Linked DNA regions of Homo sapiens: all the other regions are linked to region 2. The links are chromatin contacts, found by Hi-C in ENCODE. All regions are on one chromosome and are shown on one strand. Each heading gives the region's core, a stretch centred on a gene start or an enhancer-like site at or near the end of the contact. The rest is flanking DNA. Distances are from core to core; before and after follow the strand shown. Region 1 overlaps TMEM236 (transmembrane protein 236). Region 2 overlaps CACNB2 (calcium voltage-gated channel auxiliary subunit beta 2). Region 3 holds the start of MRC1 (mannose receptor C-type 1).

The links. Hi-C counts contacts between places; a loop is a spot of excess contacts on that map. Pooled maps may share reads with other maps.
Region 1: a loop to region 2 is called in a pooled map, with 2.0 times the contacts of the local background. The contact joins two enhancer-like sites. A Hi-C loop is called at or near these places in 7 of 168 maps with a recorded cell type or tissue (A673, HCT116, MCF 10A and 4 more), 9 of 37 single-sample maps with no recorded cell type and 14 of 50 pooled maps.
Region 3: a loop to region 2 is called in a map of GM12878, with 11 times the contacts of the local background. The contact joins the promoter of MRC1 here to the enhancer-like site in region 2. A Hi-C loop is called at or near these places in 2 of 168 maps with a recorded cell type or tissue (GM12878 and HCT116), 3 of 37 single-sample maps with no recorded cell type and 8 of 50 pooled maps.

The regions. Positions count from the first base shown.
Region 1 is chr10:17,755,638-17,758,342 of GRCh38, forward strand. The region is part of intron 1 of TMEM236 (transmembrane protein 236); the gene reads left to right. Among named protein-coding and RNA genes, the nearest start is that of TMEM236, 4.8 kb to the left of the region's middle. Within about 2 kb of position 1,339, at least 3 of the 41 ENCODE cell types and tissues checked have a DNase peak (open chromatin) inside an H3K27ac peak, as active enhancers do.
Region 2 is chr10:18,213,847-18,216,546 of GRCh38, forward strand. All of the region lies in intron 2 of CACNB2 (calcium voltage-gated channel auxiliary subunit beta 2), which reads left to right. Among named protein-coding and RNA genes, the nearest start is that of CACNB2-AS2, 46 kb to the right of the region's middle. Within about 2 kb of position 1,330, at least 2 of the 41 ENCODE cell types and tissues checked have a DNase peak (open chromatin) inside an H3K27ac peak, as active enhancers do.
Region 3 is chr10:17,807,969-17,810,668 of GRCh38, forward strand. It overlaps MRC1 (mannose receptor C-type 1), which reads left to right and starts at 1,380. Exons shown (of 30, transcript NM_002438.4): 1 at 1,380-1,558. The coding sequence starts at 1,498.

The sequences.
Region 1 (2,705 bases), core at 89-2,588, 460 kb before region 2:
CTCCACCTCTCACACCCTGTAGGGGTGGCTTTGACTGTCCAAGATTCCTGGCTGGGTTGGAATTTTGAGGGAATGGTGGAAGGTTCAAATGACAACAGGAATAAACCAATGGGAAACTGGCCCACCACAGCCCAGGAAGAAGCTCTTGGGTTTTTTTGTATTTTGGTTTTTTGTTTTCACATTGACTCAAATCCCTAAGACTCTAGATTCTGAATGTCATTTAGGCAGCAAACCTTCCCATATAACTTACTGTTATTATTATTAGGCTATAATTGATTCTTTATAGATCACTGATTATGTGCCATGTAAGTACTGATATGAGGTGGTACAGAAACACGTACTTCATAGGCCAGGCACAGTGGCTTACACCTTTAATCCCAACACTTTGGGAGGCCAAGGTGGGAGGATTGATTGAAGCCCAGAGTTAGAGATCAGCCTGGGCAACATAGTGAGACCTCGTCTCTACAAAACATTACAAAATCAGCAGGATGTGGTGGTGCACGCCTGTAGTCCCAGCTATTCAAGAGGTTGGCTTGAGCCCAGGAGTTTGAGCCTGCAGTGATCTATGATTGTGCCACTGCACTCTAGCCTGGGTGACAGATGGAGACCCCCAACTCTGAAAAACAAAAAGACAGAGAAATATCTACTTCACCTCATAAAGTATTTTTTTTCTTTTTGAGATGGAGTCTAGCTCTGTTGCCCAGGCTGGAGTGCAGAGGAGCGATCTAGGCTCCCTGTACCTCTGCCTCCCAGGTTCACACGATTCTCTTGCCTCAGCCTCCTGAGTAGTGGGGATTACAGTTGTGCACGACCACACCCGACTAATTTTTGTATTTTTAGTAGAGATGGATTTTCCCCATGTTGGCCAGGCTGGTCTCGAACTCCTGACCTCAAGTGATCTGCCCGCCTCAGCCTCCCAAAGTGCTGGGATTACGGGCATGAACCACTGTGCCCAGCCTAAAGTAGAATTTTTATGAGTTTATCGTTATTATTGCCTAGAGAAAATTGCCGATTAGAGAGTTTCAGCAGCTCTCCCAAAGTCAGTGAACTAGACAGAGTGGAAGAGGCAGACTTTGGACCTAGGTCTACCTGACTCCATAATGGGTACTTCTAGCCACTGTCCCAAACTGCCTCTTTGAAGGACAAGGTCCCATTCTCCTGGGGCAATTGAGAGTTAAGGAACAGAGTAGGCTTTTGTTTCTGCCCCTTAGTGCATGTGGTATACCAGTCATCTCTGGTGTCTGTTCAGATTTCATGTTGTGCATCTGGCTCAGGTACCTCCCCTGTGCTAAAGTGTTTCGGGTTGTCATGACTACATCTCTCAGTGATTTCTTTTGGGAAATACACTTCCAGTCTTTAGTTTCTGTTTTGCCGGTGTTGCTGGCCACACGTGTTTTAAATAGTGTTTAGACAGTGGACAGGTTATCTGTAATTTCAGTGAAACTGAAACTGTTTCCTTCTGGCCACATTCGTGAGCATTATCATATAGTTATCTTTTACTGGCATAGAAGAGAAGCAGCCACTGAGCACTGTTCTAGGAGCTTTACACCTTCTGTACTGTTAAGTTTAAACTTTACAACAACTCAGCGAAGTGTACATGCTAAAGTTCTCATTTTATAGACAAAGAAACTGAAACTTGAAGTAATTAACTTTGTCAACTGATAAAGCTAGCAAGTGGAGCCAGGCATGGTAGCTCCTGCCTGTAATCCCAAGACTTTGAGAGGCTTAGGTGTGAGGATCGCTTGAGCACAGGAGTTCAAGACCAGCCTAGGCAACGTAGTGAGACCCTGTCTCTACAAAAAAATTAAAAAATTAGCCAGGCATGGTGGTACGTGACTGTAGTCTCAGCTGCTCTGGGAGCTAAAGGGGGACGATCACTTGAGCCCTGGAGATCAAGGCTGCAGTGTGTTGAGATCATGCCACTGCACTCTAGCCTGGGTCACACAGCAAAACCCTGTCTCAAAAAAAAAAAAAAAAGCTATGTAATGGGGGAGCTAGGATTTGTGAGCCTAGGTCTGTCTGATTCCATACAATTTCCTGTATCTCATACAATTTTCTTTTCCTTTATTTTTTCTGACTTTGAATGCCAGGTGTGTTTCAAGAAAAATGCAATGCTTTTTTTGTTTATTTGTTTTGTTTTGTGTTTTTTGAGATGAAGTCTTACTCTGTTGCCCAGGCTAGAATGCAGTGGCATGATATCCGCTCACTGCAACCTCCACCTCTGGGGTTTAAGCTATTGTCTCATCTCAGCCTCCTGAGTAGCTGGGATTACAGGTGTGCGCCACCACGCCTGGCTAATTTTTTTATTTTTAGTAGAGGCACAGTTTCACCATATTGGCCAGGCTAGTCTCCAACTCCTGACCTCAAGTGATCCGCCCACTTTGGTCTCCCAAAGTGCTGGGATTACAGGCGTAAGCCACCAGGTGCAGCCAGAAAAATGCAGTGCTTTTAATGTCATTAACATAATTTCACCCAGAGTGCATTTGGCTCTTATAATATATGGGGTAATATATAGGGTGTCATGTCTTGATTGCTACATGAAGATGATGCAAAAATAATTGCTACTAGACAAAGTAAGGATTGAGCATATGAATTATTTTTGAGGAATAGTCAAATAGTTGTTTATGTGAAATTTCATAGACCCTGAACATTCATGATTTGATGTTGATGAGGCTTATCTGAGAGCTTCCCTGAAGGTCCAGGCT
Region 2 (2,700 bases), core at 80-2,579:
ACATAACTGAATTTTTAATGAGATAATGCATGTAAACTACTAAGTTTTAGATGGTATAGTATCTGATCAGTATACGGTAGCTACTTATTATTTGAATATGTTCTCTAATTCCTGATTGATTTGTATTTATTAAAGATTATTCTACAGATTCAACTTGTGCTGATGTCTTTCCACTGGCTACAGAAGATTCCCAGTTTACTTCACGTATCTGAAAAAAAGAATTTCTTATTTAAATTTACCCCTACACAACTGGAGGCAGGGGGGCAGTGTGTGGGAAAGGTGAATTTTTATAGAAGTATAAGTTCTTCTGAAAGGGACCCAAGCTAAAGTTTCCACGACAGGGTTTCAAATTCATTTTTTAAAACGGGGGCAGCACATCCCGGTTCTGATTTGGAAACAAGCATTGCTGCCTGGAATGGATTAAAAACAGAAGATCTCTACTTCTGCATCCATTTGTACCTTACACAGGGATGCTTTTAAAAATATTTAACAACTGTGACTGGGTGCAGTGGCTCACGCCTGTAATCGCAGCACTTTGAGAGGCCGAGGCAGGAGTATCACTTGAGGTCAGAAGTTCGAGACCAGCCTGGCCAACATGGTGGAACCCCATCTTTACCAAAAATATAAAAAATTAGCCGAGTGTGGTGGCATGTGCCTGTAATCCCAGCTACTCAGGTGGCTGAGGCAGGAGAATCGCTTGAACCCAGGAGGCAGAGCTTGCAGTGAGCCGAGATAGCACCACTGCATTACAGCCTGGGCAATGGAGTGAGACTCCATCTCAAAAAAAAAAAAAAAAAAAAAAAAAAAAATTAACAACTGTATGGCGTGGCAACAGCTGGTCGGGGAGGTTGCCTACCATTGCCCTGTTGGAACAGATTTGTAACTCCTTTAATTGTAGGATCCTGGTGAGAGTTTGGGGCCGTTGATGTAATAGGACACATTTGGGGGCTTGTAGCAGTGGCTGTTTGTGAATTAGCAGGGAAGCATTTTGGTGTGGCAACAACTGGGATGGCTGTGCCTGTGTGTACTGGCTGAATGTCCCTGTGTCATGTCCACGCCAGGGATTTTTTGCCCAGTTTGTCATAGAAGGAAGGTAGAATGTAATGCTTATGCTCACGATAAGAGTAATACGAATTATTTACATGGATTTAGTTTTTTAGAAAATTATTGGCTAAAAATCATTGGGTCTTATTGGTTGTAAAGTGCTGAACCCACTGTGCAAAAATCAAGACACTTAGAATACAAGAAATACTGAGACTTTTTCCCTTCACGGAGATTCCCAGTATGGTATTCATGGGGGCAGTGACATCTAGCGTTCCCTCCCAAGATAGCAGGCACTCTGAATGAAGACAGTGTGTTTATTTCACAAGTAGCCTACAAACTCAGTTATTTCATCCAGGGCCTGAATTTTACCATTTTTGAAAGTACGTCACATTCATCTAAGTGAGGGGGCCTGGTTTGTTCCAAATTTTCATGACCATCGGAGCGGGTCTGACGGTGAGACCAGACATTTTGCTTGTATTTCTGGTTCAGCTCCAGCTAGGGCTGAACTCAGGGGGCCCCCTGGAAATGGGGCATTTCTGGGACCAATCTGAGGATTTGCAAAGAATTTTAAGTAAGCACAAAACTTTTGATTAAAAAGGAGGGCACAAACTGAAGCCCAGCCTTTGTTTCTAACACACTTTGACAAAATGGTCATTTTGAATTAGATATGATTAGAAACCTCTTAAGAAATAAAAATGAAAACTCGCCAAACTCTTTTATGGCTATGCATGTTCTGTCCTTTGCTGCTCTGTGTCAGATAATTTTTCTTATACTTGGGATGTCCTGAATATGTATTTTATTTGTGCTTTTTGATGAGCACAGCACTAAGGAAATAAGCGAGGTGAAGAATTTAAGAAAGCAGACGGATCTTTTTAGGAGGCTATAAATTTTCCGCGTCCCTCCACTGCCCACTCCCAAGGCCATGTTGATGTTTAAGAGAAGCCTGTGGTCTGGTTTTTCAGTCTCGTGTTGGTGCCAAGTCAGTGCTTTCATTGTTTCTTACTGAGATCGGGTCTAGATGCTCTGTGAACAATTGTGCTTATGGTTATGTAGACTTTTAGAATCCTTGGTGATTGTCATTCTATAATTCTCTCCTGTTATTTTAATTTAAAGTAAGTCTTGAGGCCAGGTGTGGTGGCTCATGCCTGTAATCCCAGCACTTTGAGAGGCCGAGGCGGGTGGATCACCTAAGGTCAGGAGTTTGAGACCAGCCTGACCAACATGGTGAAACCCCGTCTCAACTAAAAAAAAAAAAAAATAGCCAAATGTGTTGGTGCATACCTGTAATCCTAGCTACTTGGGAGGCCAAGGCAGGAGAATTGCTTGAACCTGGGAGGTGGTGGTTGCAGTGAGCCAAGATTACACCATTGCATTCCAGCCTGGGCAAAAAGAGCAAAACTCCATCTCAAAAATAGCAATAATAAATAATAAAAAATAAACTAAGTCTTGAATGCTTCTCTGAGATTCTTGAGTATAAGCACTATCTGGTAAAGTCCATCAAAAGAAGAGCATCTCTGTGGATCCCTTGAGCCCCTTTAGTCTTAAGCAAACCAAAAAGCTACATGGTGATTATTATGAGTGGACATATCCCACGTAAGCATGTACAACAGTCTTAACACCTGATTTCATTAGATATGGCAGTAATACAGCTCTAGA
Region 3 (2,700 bases), core at 130-2,629, 410 kb before region 2:
GCTTTCCGTTTGAAGATAAAACTATTCATTTAAAAAATTTTAAAAATTACAATGTTTCCAGTAGCTTCTTTTTGAATTACTAACATATTCCACACTCTAGTAACGGTTTGGCCAGCTAATCGTTAGTTTCTGCTTTAAAATGTTCTAAATTCCTGTTCTACTTTTGAAAAATGACAACATAAATGTTTGGAGGGTTATTTTCTGCTTAATGAAAGATCTAGAAACATATTTTATTCTAAGAAAGAATTCCACTTGCCTTTAAATAAAGATATACCTTTTGACCAAACAATCAGATTTTCTTTTTCTTTTTTTTCTTTTCTTTTTTTTTTTTGAGATGGAGTTTCGCGTCTGTCGCCCAGGCTGGAGTGTAGTGGTGCGATCCTGACTCACTGTAACTTCCACTTCCCAGGTTCAAACGATTCTGTTGCCTCAGCCTCCTGAGTAGCTGGGCTTACAGGTGTGCATGATCACACCCGGCTAACTTTTGTATTTTTAGTAGAGACGGGTTTTTGCCATGTTGACCAGGCTGGTTTCAAACTCCTGACCTCGGGTGATCTGACTGCCTCGGCCTCCCAAACTGCTGGGATTGCAGGCGTGAGCCATTGTGCCTGGCCAGATTTTCTTTTTCTAGCAAGGGGACCCACTTAAACTTGAAGAGGACCGGGATGGTTGAGGCTGGGCAGCAAGGCTTTACTGCAAATCCTTTACCACTGTTTTTTCTGGCTTTCTAGAGAACGTTCTAGCAAAAGGTTTCTAGAACTTTCTCCTTCCTGGCCTGACTGACATTCCCTCTTAGGTGTAGCCTCCTTTTCACTTTTCTTCTGCCTGGAGGAAATGAAGCTCCACGGAACTTTCTGTTGAAACTTTCCAAGAAAAAAAAGAAAGGCTCTAAGCACTGAATGTGGAAACTGAAGGGGATGAGCTTCAACTCTGAAGTGTTTCCAGCGTAAAACTGTCCTTTCCAGGGCCCGTGTGGCTGTCACTTCAGAGTGGAGGTTGTCTGCTGAGGGACCCCTGACTCAGCTGCTTCCCAGGGGAAGCTCCGTCTTCCGGCACAGGTAATGGCCTGCAGCTTGATCTCCACCCAGCCCCATCTGAGCAGGCCGGGAGCTCCCAGGCTGTTTCACTTCTCTCCTTCCTGACTCCTCACCATCACCATCGCCCTCTCTCCTCCCCACCCCGCCACTCCTCTCCCACACGTGTCCCTTTCTCCCCTTCCTCTGCGTCTGCTCTTCTCAGAAGTTAGCTTACGAAGCAAAGTTGTTACTTTGAATTCCTGTTTTTCCAGCCACCCTCATGTGACAGGATGTCTCCTCAGTAGAGGCTTTCCCTAAATTCAGGAGCCCTTTAAAAGGGAGGGCTTCCTCTGTAGTTCTTTTCAGCTGGGCAGCTCTGGGAACTTGGATTAGGTGGAGAGGCAGTTGGGGGGCCTCGTTGTTTTGCGTCTTAGTTCCGCCCTCCTGTCCATCAGGAGAAGGAAAGGATAAACCCTGGGCCATGAGGCTACCCCTGCTCCTGGTTTTTGCCTCTGTCATTCCGGGTGCTGTTCTCCTACTGGGTAAGTCTGCTCTGAGGCAGGGGATCTCTGACCTGGGGGGCCGGAACCACACCTTCCTCTTCTGGGTTACTGTGAATGGGTTCCTTTCAACATCTTTGTGAGGAGGAAACGGGGTTCCCCTGCACCACGCAGTCCACGGCTAAGCCTGCTGCCTTCACCTGGCGGCCAGGCATGGGAGGCCTGGAGTTGGAGGAGGGAGGAGGATGCGTCTCAGGTCTCGGTTGCTGCCCTGCCGGGAACCCTACAGACCTTCAGTGTCCTCCTGACTTCTCTCATCGCTCGTTGTTCCTTCCCTGTTTTCTTCGTGCAGAAATTTCCTGCTCTGTGGTTTACTCTTTCTGGTTTTCAATTCACACTATTTCTGTCTCACCGCCAACAAACACCTTCTGAGTGTCTCTGGCTGGAAGGAGGGCAGCCCTGATGTCTCCCCGCGTCTTAGGTCCGAGGGTATCATCGCAGATCATCCCCCCAAAAGAGATTCTAAGCAATTTCCATACTCATTTTTTTTTCTGCCAGAATCATTCAGACACTTGATTGTTAGAAAGTTCATCCTTATCTGTATTCTAGACTATTCAAACTGCCGCATAAGCAGATCGATTCCTGTTTTTCTTCTTTTTCTGGAGATTAGAGATTACTCATTAGGAACAGCTCCAGAGTTGTTCAAATTCTCAAATACCTTTTCCAGTCTGTCTTTTCTATTTCTCTATACTCAGTTGCTTAAACTTCAGGATGGGAGTGCCTCGGGGGATTTTCATTCCTGGTTCTATTTGGAGATGATTTAGAAGAGATTTCAAATTTGATTTTTTGATTTCTGATCCCCCTTTAATTCTATGAAATCAACAAACACTTGCAGAGAATGGTTTGTGCCTACGATCTACTCTATGCACTGATGTGAAGGCGGGTGGGAAGTTTCCTAGGAAGAGAGTGTTTTAGTACCGCAAATGTTAAATCATAAGTATTGAGTGGTAGTGATTACAAAAACACAAGTGAAGGCGGTATGGTTTACATCCTGTCTCTCTCACTCACTAGCTTTGCGACCTTGGGCAGGCTACTTTATTTCTTTGTGCTTTAGTTTCCATGTCTATAAAATGGAAAGAATAATATTACCTGCCCCCATCAGTTCTTGTGATGATTCAATGAGT